3 separate regions of the Mus musculus genome follow, and regions 1 and 3 are each linked to region 2. The links are chromatin contacts, found by POLR2A ChIA-PET in ENCODE. All regions are on one chromosome and are shown on one strand. Each heading gives the region's core, a stretch centred on a gene start or an enhancer-like site at or near the end of the contact. The rest is flanking DNA. Distances are from core to core; before and after follow the strand shown. Region 1 holds the start of Fam219b (family with sequence similarity 219, member B). Region 2 holds the start of Rpp25 (ribonuclease P/MRP 25 subunit). Region 3 holds the start of Scamp2 (secretory carrier membrane protein 2).

Region 1 (3,960 bases), core at 185-2,684, 33 kb after region 2:
ATGTGTGTTAGGCAACATTCAACAACTGAGCTGTATTCCCCAGCTGAACAATAAACTGAGTTGTGTGTTTCTGGAAGTAAGCAATTCCAACAGCTGGGAATGGTAGTGTAAACCTGCAATTCCAGTACCTGGGAAACCAAAGCTCGGGGATTGTGAGTTTAAGGCCAGTCTGAGCTACATAGCGAGATTCTGCCTAAAAATAAAAGGAGTCCGGCAGATAGTTTGGGGTGGAATTCACAAGATAGCATAGGTTTTATCAAATCTGATTTTTTTTTTTTCCCAAAGCTCTGATCCCAAATGCTTCTTTTTCTCCTATGCAGCATTTTTTGTTCTTTTGTCCCTGGGTTTCGGCTGTACAATATTGACCTACCCTTTGACAATGTGTTAGCCATGGAACAGTCTCGCGATATTTGGCAGTTTCTACAAGGATCTGGAGCTTATTTCCAGCCAGACACAAGCACATCCCTTGGGGGCCAGAGTCAAGAGTCTTGACACAGCCTTGTACCCTGCCACATAGACTCAAGAGTGCACTTTCACCCTGCTTGCTGGTGTCCAATTTATTTTTGCTACTGCAGGACTTTCGTTCTTTTTTTTTTTTTTTTTTTTAAGACAAGGACTTATAGCCCAGGCTTGTCATGAACTCGGCCTCCACCTCCCTTGACCTGAGCTTACAGGTGTGCACCATCATTCCTAACTTCCCATTTTACCACCAAAAGAGGGAGGGAGAGAAGAGGAAAGAGAGAGAGGGAAAAGGAGAGGGAGGGAGGGAGGCCTTTTGCATGCCAGGCAAGAAGTCTATCTCTGGGCTATATAATTCCAGCCCCAAGGTTGTATTTAAGTGTGGAAATATGCCTAAAGAGAGCCAGCTGTGGTGTATGCCTTTAATCCCAGCACTTGGGAGGCAGAGGCAGGCAGATTTCTGAGTTCGAGGCCAGCCTGGTCTACAGAGTGAGTTCTAGGACAGCCAGGGGGCTACACAGAGAAAACCTGCCTCGGAAAAAAACAAAAAACAAACAAAAAAGAGCCAGCTGTTGCCAAGGTCTCGGACAGGCAAGAAACCAAAAACCGGTGGCATTTGTGTAGGATGCCGTGGGTAAATCCTGACCCTCCCAGGCCTGTTTTCTAGAGAAGAGCCCTGTAGCCCCTTCATATGAGCCCGACCCCTCCTGTATTGGTCTTAAAGGAGCCCCGGCTGCGGTGAAAGAGGCCTGCAACGCGACTTGGGTCGGCACAACCCGCTAGCCTACCATGTGTCATTTTACTTGACTACAGACTGAACTGACTTTCCTGCACATCCACAGGCTCAGACAGACTTCGGGTCTCAGAGTACCTGAAAGGCAAGACCTGGGCTGGCCAGTTCCTGACGGGTAGGGCGGAACCTTGATGCTCTCTCCGCAGCAGGCGGCCGGAAAGCGCCAAGGGAAACCCGCGCCTGCGCGCCGCCATCTTTCTAAAGGCGTGTTACGTCTTGTCATTCGTTCTTCCCCGCGCCGGTCTGGCCACTGGCGGAGCGGGGCGGGACCGGTCATGGCGACCGAGGAGTTCCGCGGGCATGCGGTGCGGATGTCCACCCAGGGGTCTCAGCCTGGCGCGGCTCCCGACAGCGTGGCAGGAACTGCGGGGCTGCCCTCCGGACAGAGCGGCGGCGCGGGCCTCCGGCTCGGGGAACGCCCGCCCCCCGCCATGGAGAAGCGGGGACCCTACTTGGTGACACGCGCACCTTCCATTCAGGCTAAGCTGAGTGAGTGCAGTGGGCTGCATAAGGGTCTCTGCCCGAGCGGGTTGCTGTGGCCTGGGGTTGGTCTCTAGAGCCCCGTGATCTTGTCCCCAGAGTGGAGGGGGTTTAGGTGCAGCCCTCTCCTGTCCCCGACAGTCCGAAAAGCAGCAGAATGGGGAAGACCTGGCTGACATAAGACCCTTTGACTTCCAGAGAAGCACCGGGACCATGCCAAGGCCGTTCTGCGGAGAAAGGGCATGCTGGGTGCCTTGACGAACCGACCCGATTCTTCAGGGAAAAGGTCTCACTGGGCTTTTTACTTCCTCTGTCAGCAGCGTTCAAAGGCCCTATCCCTTCCTGTTTGGGAATCAGGGCACTGTTTAAGGTTGAGCTAGCTAGCTTATTTGCTGGTATCTTAAGAATGGGAACTAGGAGGGATGGGGCTGGGTGGGAGAGTGAGAACTGGAACTACCTCTACTCTTTATTAAAAGACTGTGCAAAATAGAAAAGTCATAAAATAGACTTTGTAAAAGGGGAGTTGCATCAGTGCACAGATAGGATAGCATTAAAGGATGAGATGGTTGCTGGAGTCCCGGGAGTGAAGATGGAGAGCCCGTGCAGTATTTTTGGAGTTTTTTTTGTTTGTTTTTTAAAGGCAGAATGGTACCCTCTTAGAGCTGAATAAGACCTCACACAGCTGTTTATAGCTGAAACTCAAATGTGACTTGCCTGGGATCCCCAGGCTAAGGTGGAAAGATGCAGCTTTTTACCTGGTTCCTGAAATGGGGAGGTGGGCCTTTCCTAGGAGCTTTCAGTGCAGTAGAGTGGGCCAGAAAAGAATCCGAGAAGCCGGAGCCAACTGCATAGAACAGCAGTTCGTGGTGACTGTGACCGGGTAGAAGGAAAGTCTGGAATAGTCCACTCAGTTCTTTCTGCATAGGGATCAGGGCTCTGGCCTTCCCTGTGAAATGCCTCTGCTTTCTTCCCCGCCCCATCTCAGGTCAGTGAAGTTTAACAAGGGCTACACTGCTCTTAGCCAGAGTCCAGATGAAAACCTGGTGTCCCTCGACTCTGACAGGTGAGTGCTTTCCTTGGAAATAGTCAGCAGTGACTTGAATAGATCAGCAGAGTGCTTGATGCCCTTGCCTGCTGCCTTTCTCCCCCGAGGCCCTTCATGTACACTCCAGGGCTGCTCTCTTTTGACTGCTGTCCCTTCCAGGGATAGCATGGCTGGAAGTGTTCCTGTCCTATTGGGCTTGCACTTTTAGCGAGAATCACCTGCGGGAGCCATTGGTGCTCACTGGGACTCTGGGCTTGAGTTCTCTGGTGTGCAGTCTTTGCTTCACAAGTCCTTCAGACCCCCTTGCATGCCCTCGCCATTTGCAGCTGTGCCACAGAGATGTCCCCTGAACTGATTGTCTTCCTCTTCTCCTAGTGATGGGGAGCTGGAATCCAGATATTCCTCCGGGTATTCCTCTGCAGAGGCAAGTCCAGAGCGCCTATCTGTGCAGGGTCAGGCTGCAGGCAGGTCACCACCCACCACTGCCAAAATGTTTGTGCTGCCTGCTGTGTGCACAGCACGGTGCTAGATTCCACTTTGCTCCCTAGTCTTCCACTATTCCCTCTTCCCTAAGCAAAGAGAGACAGGCATCTTAGGATGGCTGTTGAAATTCAGGAGACTATATATCCTCAGAGCTAGAAGTGATGTCAAGTCCATAATCTTGGAATCCTCTTTCTAAGTTCCGGCTAAGTGTCTATAAACTGTGCTGGAATGCTTCTTGTGATTGGTCACTCACTACATCTAAGAAACATTGCTTGCTGCCCTCTTTGGGTAGTTTCCAGGTCTTCTGTTTCTTGCAGCCTGGACCCACTGGTCATAGGTTTGCCTTCCAGTGTTGAAAGGTAATTCAAGGCTTCCCTTTTTTTCTCTGAGTCAGCATTCAACCCTCCCCCACCCATCTTCCACTGAGCTTGCTTTCTTCAGTTCCATCTCTGGCAATAGTATGAGCACACCTCCTAGGCTGGTCTTTAGGACATCTTTCTAGAGTGATTGTCCCAGCGAGAACCAAAGGGACAGAAAATTCTCAGCCAGGCATGGTACCATGTGCCAGTACAAGTACAAATGAGCTGCAGTTAGGGACATGGCCGCACTGGGTAGCTCGTCTTTATTCTCCTAGGAATCATTGGTTAATCTCAGTTTTGCAAAGGAGAAAACAGCTTGCACATTGTACCCTCCTTATATG
Region 2 (4,377 bases), core at 39-2,538:
GAGGGCCGGGCAGCTCTCCCCCTAGACTGATGCTGTGCTCATCCAAACACCATCTTGCTGATACTTTGAGAACACCGTTCCTTACAGTCCTCAGTGCGTCTTCCTTCCCGGTGCTTCCCACGTCTGTCTGATTCCCTCCCTGCCTTTCCATGGAAACGGGATTGAATATTGAGGGCGTGGCCCCAGGCCAGGGTCACTCCTTATTAAACAGTCTTGCTTTGATCAGACCTCATCTTTCTACTGCCCACCTCACCTCGCAGCAGAGCCCGAGCCTCTGCTCAGATTCAGTGGAGTTCCCAGAGTTTGCAAGTACCCGCCCCCACACACACACATTCCGCCAAGGCACTCCACCCTGCCTCCCACCTCTTAAAACCTGTCTTCTCTCAGTCTCCTTTTAACAAAAACAACCCTCTGGATTTCTAGAGGCCAAGGCTGACTGGCAAGGAATTCCACCTGGAATTGGAAGTCAGGAATCCGGCGTTAGCTCGGGCTGAGCCACGCTCATAAACATGTATGCAGCTCCAGTAAAGGACTTTCAGGCATGAATATAAGAATTTAACGCCTTGGAAGAAATGGTCTCCTGTTCCCCATTCACTTTAGGCTGGCCCAACGCATCACTTCCTGCATTTCAGAGGTGCATAGGTGCCGGGAGCCTGGAGGTATGATCAGGAGGAGCAAAGCTTAGTGTCTCTCTAAGCAGCTACGCAAGGACCAGGCCACGACGTAGCGGTCCCAGCCCAGGGAAGGCGCTGCGTGCAGCCGCAGCCAACGCCTCCCACTCTCTGCTGACCATGCACTGGCTGCCCTTGACGCAAAAATATAGTAAGAGAACGGGAGGGAGGTCCCTGGAGGGGTGGAGTAGCGAAGCCCCAAAAGGTGGTTTGGAGATCTCTTACCTAGGAGGGGTCTAGGGATGCCCTTGCGCTGGAACCCCGCAGGGCTCAGGGACCAGGCTTGAGTCGGCATTTGAACCTTAAGCATAGTATTTATTTAGGTTGTTCCTGCATAAGGTCTGGTTCAGGGAGAACAGATGGTGACTTCGGAGAACTTCACCTCCCAAATCACCCGTGGCTCTGTGACCCCAGCCGCTGAGCTCCAGCGCTGGATCCCAAAGGCTGGAGGGACTGGGACAAGTCACGCAGAGTTGGGGCGGGTCCTGGGCGAAGGGGCGGGTCCTATCTGGCTCCCAGGCGGAGCTTCTGCTAAAGGCGCGGAGCACAAGGTGCCGAGGGCGCAGAGTAGAACATCACTACCCTGTAGAAGTCTGGGCTGAAGACTGCACGTTCCCAGCCCACCCTCCAACCTTCACTCGGCGCCGGCACCCCAATCCCTGCCAGCTCTCGCCCGGCACGACCCGCGGCCATGCAGCCCCGGGCTTGAGGCGGCCCCATGGCAAAACCTGCGATCCCAGCGACGACGGCGCATGGAGAACTTCCGTAAGGTGCGCTCGGAGGAGGCGCCGGCGGGGGACGGTGATGAGGGTGGCAGCCCGAACTCTGGCCCTTTTGCAGATCTGGCACCCGGTGCTGTACACATGCGGGTCAAGGAGGGCAGCAAGATCCGCAACCTACTGGCCTTCGCCACCGCCAGCATGGCGCAGCCAGCCACGCGCGCCATCGTCTTCAGTGGCTGCGGCCGGGCCACCACCAAGACCGTCACGTGCGCCGAGATTCTCAAGCGCCGCCTGGCGGGCTTACACCAGGTCACGCGGCTGCGCTACCGGAGCGTGCGCGAGGTGTGGCAGAGCCTCCCGCCTGGGCCCACACCGGGTCAGACGCCCAGCGATCCGGCCGCCAGTCTCAGTGTACTTAAGAATGTACCGAGCCTCGCCATCCTACTTTCAAAGGACGCACTGGATCCACGACAACTTGGCTACCAGCCTCCGAACCTCAGTCCTGGTCCTTCGTCCCCTCCTACGGTGTCGACGTCCAAGAGGAGCCTGGGGGAATCTGCTGCTGAAGAAGGCACCGCTAAGCGGTCTCAGCCTGAGCCAGAGGCTGAGAATGAGGACAGGACCGCCTGAGAATTCTCGCCTCTGAGCCACCCAGACCGACTGAATCATATATCTTCAACACTCCTGCATACCTTTCAACACACGCACCTTTCATACCTGGGTTTTAAGGGGCCCATGTTCCTGGACACCGGTCCTCAGAATGACAGCGCGGATCCCAAGGCGACAGGAGAGAGCTCAGGAATGAGAAGAGAGGATCCTTGAAGTCCAAGGAAACTTTGTGGGACATGTTACCAGAAGCCACAGAACACCACCCACACCTTTGCTAGGCCGTCTTTTTTAGGGAAGCATGGTGGGTAGTGGGACTCTTGAGCTTTCTTGGGGACCCAGACGTTAAAAGCACCCAGTATGCATGGATGCTGACAGTTGAGGCTTTAAAAATCATCTTTGCTGTTAACTGAGAGCGGGAGCTACGGAGCTGATTACTTGAGGATGGCCAAGTTGAAAATGTCCGGACCCTATTCTGCACCCCCACACACACACACACCCTAGCAATTCCCTTTTAGCATCCCTCCCCCACCCGCCTTGCATGATGGCTGAGAGGGGACTTAGGACAAAATCTGCCATGCTTCCTCCCCGAGTCCTGCTGGAGTCTTGCTTCCAATAAAACAAACGTGAAAATGGCTCTGTCTTCAGTTTTGTTCTTTTTTTCTTTTTCCTTACCCACTCGCCTGTGCAGAGACCACTTTGGCATGCTTGCCTTCAACCCTATTAGCCTTTGGAGTCTTCAAGGTCAGACACAGAGACTGGGGCAGTGTCAAAATGTTGAAAGAGGGACTTGTGGTGGAGGGGGCCGGGGTCTGTGTCACTGTTGTATCACCACAAGGGAAAGGAAGCAGTTTTGCTACTTCTCTGGGAGGGGAAGGAGGGGGGAGCATTGATGAGCTGGAGGCGGCAGCCTGCCAAGGCCGGCAGACCATGCTAAGGTTCTAACCTTGCTCGCTCCTCGCAGTAGACATTCTTACCCAGAGGCAGGCACAAAGCCCCAAGAGTAGGAGCTCCCCTTCACTGCCCTCTCTCTGCAAAAGGACAGCACACCCTTGGGAGAGGGGGAGGAGAGAGACAGCACAAATCCACTGCTGGAAATTACTATTCAGCAGAGAAGCTTGGGCTGTGAATCACTGCGGGCTCCCTGATAAGCCGCTGCCTCCAGCCCTGCACAGCTGTGTGTGGAGAGATAACAGCCTCAGATGCCTCTCAGCCCAAGTCCAAGCCTGGAGGGGGCGGGGGTGTGCTGTGTGCTGGGGAGCTGTGCAGCGTACAGCTCAGAATCTTCAGAGCAGATGCTACCCCATGGAACCCAGCACCTCTGGAAAGGAGATGGGAGAGAATAAATTTGTAAGTCACTTTGCCTGTAGAACCTTGAAATAAATCCTACTGGCGAGGACGTGGGTTTCTGCAGCTGATGGAGGGCGCCTTGGGGAAGCCTCTTCTCTCTTCCCAGTATCTCTGCTTGTGTTTTGGATCACTGACTCTTGTCATCCAGACTGTCGATCATTGCCTTTCACCTCCCACCCCACCTTCCTGACTTAATTATTTATTTTTAGGAGAGGTCTTGCCATGTAGTGCAGGCTGGACAAGAACTGATCCTCCTGCCCTAGCCTCCCAAATGCTGCGATTACAGGTGTGTAATTTGTCCAGCTCTATTTCTTGTTCTTGAGGAATCCCTAGGGAGAGCCAGGGGATCTAGATGTGTTTGTTGGCCTGATGTGGAGTAAGATGCATGGAAGACTGAAGTTACTGAAGATGTAACTCGGCTGGGAGAGCATTTGCCCAGCATGTATAAAGTCTGTTTTTTGACTCCCAGCACCATGTAAATTTGTCATGGTGGTGCACCCCTGTACTACCTGAATCTAGAGGTGGAAACAGGAATACAAAAAATTAAAGATCAGGCTGGAGGGATGGCGGTTAAGAGCACTGACTGCTCTTTGTAAGGTCCTGAGTTCAAATCCCAGCAACCACATGGTGGCTCACAACCATCTGCAATGGGCTCTGATGCCCTCTTCTGGTGTGTCTGAAGATAGCTACAGTGTACTTACATATAACTAAAATAAATCTAAAAAAAAAAAAAAAAGATCATCCTTGGCTACACATGGAGGAGTGTACAAAGTGTCACCACTGGCCAGCCTGGACAAAGTGTCTTAGGAAACAGTAAACTATCCAGACAACTAAGGTACCCTGGACTACTGGGCTTCTGAAACTAAAGGGAAGATAAGATTTAGAAGTCATGCTGAGCGGTGGTGGCGCACACCTTTAATCCCAGCACTCAGGAGGCAGAGGCAGGCGGATTTCTGAGTTTGAGGCCAACCTGGTCTACAGAGTGAGTTCCAGGACAGCCAGGGCTATACAGAGAAACCCTGTCTTGA
Region 3 (4,487 bases), core at 622-3,121, 57 kb after region 2:
GTATCTTACTTAGCTGAAGGGCAGAACCAGTCTCTGACAGAAGTCTCTGATTTGAGGGTCAGGGTCCTGAGGGAGAGTCTCCAGCTGCAGGGCAGATGAAGACGAATTCTCTCCAGATGTGGAGAGCAGAGTCTGGCTCTTGGTCTCCACTCACATTCTGTCCATTGAGTGTCATGGAGTTCTAGGACTGCGTCTAGTTATCTTGAGTGGGTGATATCGCACTGGGTTCTGGTTATTGAGTGGATATCTGCTTTGGGTGTATTGGGATTCCTGGCTAAGCAATTTTTACATGTCAAAAAGGCTTTTTTTTTGTCTTTACTATTCTCATTGTACATTGGTACTAGTTAGAAGAGACAGCATGTACAAAGGCCATGAGACAAGAGAGAATAGGGAAGTTCCAGGAACTGAAAAGCCACTAAAGAGTAGAATGAAGAAGTGTAGGCAAAAGAAGGGGTGAGAAGAGATGGGGACTACACATTCAAAAAGACTCTGAGGGCAAACTAAACAAGTGGACTTCACACAGCAGAATGGTTTAGGGGTGAGGGTGCTTGCTGCTGTGCCTGGTGACCTGAGTTCAGTCCCTGAAAATCACATAAATGTGGGAGGAGAGAACCAACTCCACATTAGCCCCTAACACATGCGCTCCCATCCACCCCTCATGTGCACACAGCATCACTACTACCACTACAAGAATGACTACTACTACCACCATGACTATTAAAAAAAAAAAAAAAAAAAAAAAAAGCTTAAACGAGATCACTGGGTAGTTCTGAAGTGGACCTGTCAGATTACTGTTGATAAACTCCCCAGGATGTAGAAAGATGATGTCTTCATTGTAAATAGTTTTGTTTGAGATTCTTAGGAAATATCTTGGAAAAGGACATGAACATTCAAGCTTTAAGCCTGATTCATTTTACTCTAACATAAAATATACACATAGTAAAGGAATATTAACTTTATGTCAACAGCCTTTAACAGTAAATGGTAATTATGCTGGAATTTTTTTTTTCTTAGCTGGTGAGAAGAGTATCAATCAGACTCTAGGATGAGAGATTCCTCAAACCTACAAACAATAAAAAGGCAACAAAACCAAGAAAAGCAAACCAACCTGCCAAAAACCCTGGAAAAACAATAACCAAACAACCAAAAGCAAACAAAACAAAACAAACAAACAACCCCCCAAATAAAAACAAAACAAACAAACCAAAACCACAAAAATCAAAAAACCCATCTGGTTGCAACACAAGAATAGACCAATCAGTAGCGCTGTTCTATTCCAGGGTAAGAAACGATTCAAGCTAGATTTCACAGCGGCCCGAAAGACATGGATAAATAAGTTTGTGAGTTTGTGAGTGAATTAACTACCACCTCTAGGATATCTATGAAATCACAGGAGGGTGGAGCCTAAAAGAAATCCTGCTTATCTAGGGCAGGGGTTGATGCAAGGTCTTCCAGCTTTATCCTGGAGCACAGTTGTTCAGATAACTCCTGTTTGACATGTCTCCCCTGTCCTTTTGGTCCGGGACTTGCTCGAACGCCTCAATTTTGCCCTCTAGGAATGAATGCATGATCCTTTCCTGCCAGTCCTTTATTTGGAAGCTCAAAATAAATACACATAGGAAGGAAGACATCAGAAGAGATTCTGCACCGGAGGACTAAGTGGATAGAAGGTTTGGGTATGTAGCTCAAGGCTACACCTATGTCTATTATTCGTGAGACCCTGGATTCTATCCTCAGCATCTCTGGAGATAAAAAGAAAGTGGATGGAGACAGAATGAATAACCTTCGCTTTCTAATAGGCTGGGCAGGGGCGGAACGGACCTTTGTGACGTCCAGGGCCACGCCCCCACAGAGGGCGCTACGCCTGCGCCAGAACGGCTGCCTTGCTCCCGGAAGTGGAGGGTTTACACTGTGTGCCGCTGGGTCTGAGTGACCAAAGGCAGTAGCGCTCGCGGAGATCACCCGCTGGCCCTCGATCACCATGTCGGCCTTCGACACTAACCCCTTCGCGGACCCAGTGGACGTAAACCCCTTCCAGGTAGAACCCCCAATTCTCAGATTTCTTTAGGGAAAAGGGCTGCGGCCTGGGCCTCTTTCGCCAGAGCCGGGGACGTGGCGTAGGAGGGACGGATCACCTGTCCAATGGGAGAGCGGTATCTGAAGGCTGGCCTATCATAGTTTGTATGGAGGCGGGACTTTGCAACAGGTGGAACTGCGGCAAGGGGGCGGGGCGCTGTAAAGAAGTGGGCACTTAGAGCACCCCGGGTTGTAGCCCATCCGACCGGCCTCTGCTGGAGAAAAGGGCCAAGCACGCGCTTATCCTGGGGAGGTGTCTTAGAGTCAGAAAGGGAAGCAAAATGTTGCTGTGCCATTTCTACAGTCTTGGGGGATCTACCTGTATTGAGTCATCCTAGGAGAAAGGCTCATTGAAACATAATGAGGAAGTAGAAGTCTGTTGGGGTGGAGAAATGTGGAGATAACCCAACACCTAACAGCAACAGCAGTAGCGAAGCAAGCATCTAAAGTACAGGAGAGTCCCTAGTGTTTATCAAGAAGGCTGAGAGAGGGTAGGAAGAGAGGCCAAGCCAGAAAATTACTTATTGGCCAAGCACTTTGTTTGGATTGAGTTTGGGCCACACACTTTGAGGAGAGGGAGGTGAAGGAGCTTGGAGCCCAAGGTACACGGGTCTGACAAATCTGCATGGGTGGTTACCGGCCTGACCTTTGGAACTTTGAAAGAATACAACAGTCTTCGGACCTAAGCCAAAACCTTCGCGTGGAGAACGCAGAGATGCCCAGTTGTCTATGTTGAAGAACTGGAACTCCTTTTAGTGCCAAGGCGCGTTCTACTTCTCCTTTCATGTCTGCCCGAAACCAGTTTGAGGGACGCATGCTTGTGATGACTGGGGATTTATGAGCGCAGCTGTTCCTCCGGTGTTAGTATGTCACCAAGCTCTTGAATTCGTCTTGCTGGTGCTTTATTTTGGTCCTCTACAGCTTCAGCATTTCCTGAAGGTGTTGGAGAAGTCCACTGAGCTTTTCCAGGGTGGGTCCTTCCAAGGGTGGGAGCAAAGCAAAGGCGCCTTGAACTAGATGGTTATACACTCAGGGAGTAGAGTATGACCATCTTCTCTTTTGAAGTTTTGCAGTAATGGGATTGAACCAGAGCTTTGTTCGTTCTAGGCAAATCCTCCACCGCTGTGCATATTGGGTAACACTGAGCCCTTGGATTATTTATAACAGGATCTCTTCATCTAACACAGCCTGGCTCTGAACGCCCTATGTGTCTGTCACATGGTGGTCTTGAACTTGGGGTCCTTCCTCTACCTCCCAAGTGCAGCCATAACTAGCTCGAGCCACCACACCCAGCCAGGCCGAGAGTGGAAATTTTATGCTTCTTTCCCAAGGTGACCTAGCTGATAGGAACCCTTGGGCAGATTTTGGTAGTTGATTCCTTGCTACACTGGGGAGTTTAGAATATATTCTTGTAGCTTAATGCTTCTTGACAGAGCCTTTGCAGGGAACATGTCTCTTACATAAGGCAAACGTTTGCCTCTATTAGTTTAGTGAGGAGAAGAGTATTTGCATTTTTCCTGTTGCTGTCTTCTGCTAACTCCTTTGATTTAATGATAGATTGTTTTATAGTACTGGGGTTCTGTTATGTATAGCAAAAGTCCAGCAGTCTCTGGGAGTGTGTGGTATATATGATGTTCCTCTGTCCGGTTATAGTCTGTCAGAATTAGAAATGCTTTGCTGCTCTCAGGGTCAGCCAGCTGCCCCACTTTGCGGCAGATCTTCTCCAGGGATAACAGAGGGCAGGATTGGGCTGCCCTGGATTAGGAGTAGCTCCTTGAAAGTCTTAAAGTTCATCTCTGGCCTCAGAAATGACTGGGCAAAGTGTGAGTAACTTTAGAAGTAACAAAGCAAGGTCTGCATTGCAGTCAAGTAAGACAGTTTGTCCAGGCAGTCTCAGGAGATGGCAGGACAGGAAGCAGCTTTTGGCTTGCAAACCGGCAACATCTGGAGGGGAATCCTGTGTGGAAAGAAGAGGGCTTGGCTGATGGTGATACACTCCCCCTCATACTGGAATGACTGTTCATCCTTGGCAGGAAGCGGTGTGAGGAGAGGCAGCCTTGTATCTGATGCTGGAGCCCCTTCTGGTCAGAGCTGCCCTCCCTTCCTTTAGGAGAGTGTGAGCTGCTTCCCTATTGCCAGGGCTGGGGCACTGGGAGGGCGTAGGCCTTGGGTGACTAGGTGTGAGTCCTCAGCTTCATTTACTCAGGGTGTTGGCTCAGCGCTCAGGAGAGAGCAGGTGGGGAGGTGACAGACTCAAACTGTCACACCTAGTGAGTCTGGAGAACAGCTTTTCTTTTCTTTTTTTTCCTTTTCCTTTTCTGTCATACCATATCATGGTGGATTACAAACTATACTTACTATTTGGAGTCTGCGGCTGACAGTTAGGGACTGTAAATGTTCTTAGAAGTCTA

Evidence for each region. ChIA-PET counts read pairs that join two places held with the same protein, here RNA polymerase II (POLR2A).
Region 1: POLR2A ChIA-PET joins it to region 2 with 11 read pairs in embryonic stem cell. The contact joins the promoter of Fam219b here to the promoter of Rpp25 in region 2. POLR2A ChIA-PET finds 5 or more read pairs at or near these places in 3 of 5 experiments (Patski and embryonic stem cell).
Region 3: POLR2A ChIA-PET joins it to region 2 with 10 read pairs in embryonic stem cell. The contact joins the promoter of Scamp2 here to the promoter of Rpp25 in region 2. POLR2A ChIA-PET finds 5 or more read pairs at or near these places in 3 of 5 experiments (Patski and embryonic stem cell).

What each region holds. Positions count from the first base shown.
Region 1 is chr9:57,536,094-57,540,053 of GRCm38, forward strand. It overlaps Fam219b (family with sequence similarity 219, member B), which reads left to right and starts at 1,435. Exons shown (of 5, transcript NM_001166364.1): 1 at 1,435-1,741; 2 at 1,931-2,018; 3 at 2,718-2,795; 4 at 3,153-3,201. The coding sequence starts at 1,528.
Region 2 is chr9:57,502,814-57,507,190 of GRCm38, forward strand. It overlaps Rpp25 (ribonuclease P/MRP 25 subunit), which reads left to right and starts at 1,289. Exons shown (of 1, transcript NM_133982.1): 1 at 1,289-2,634. The coding sequence starts at 1,424. The coding sequence ends at 2,023.
Region 3 is chr9:57,559,073-57,563,559 of GRCm38, forward strand. Scamp2 (secretory carrier membrane protein 2) reads left to right here and starts at 1,872. Exons shown (of 9, transcript NM_022813.3): 1 at 1,872-2,038. The coding sequence starts at 1,982.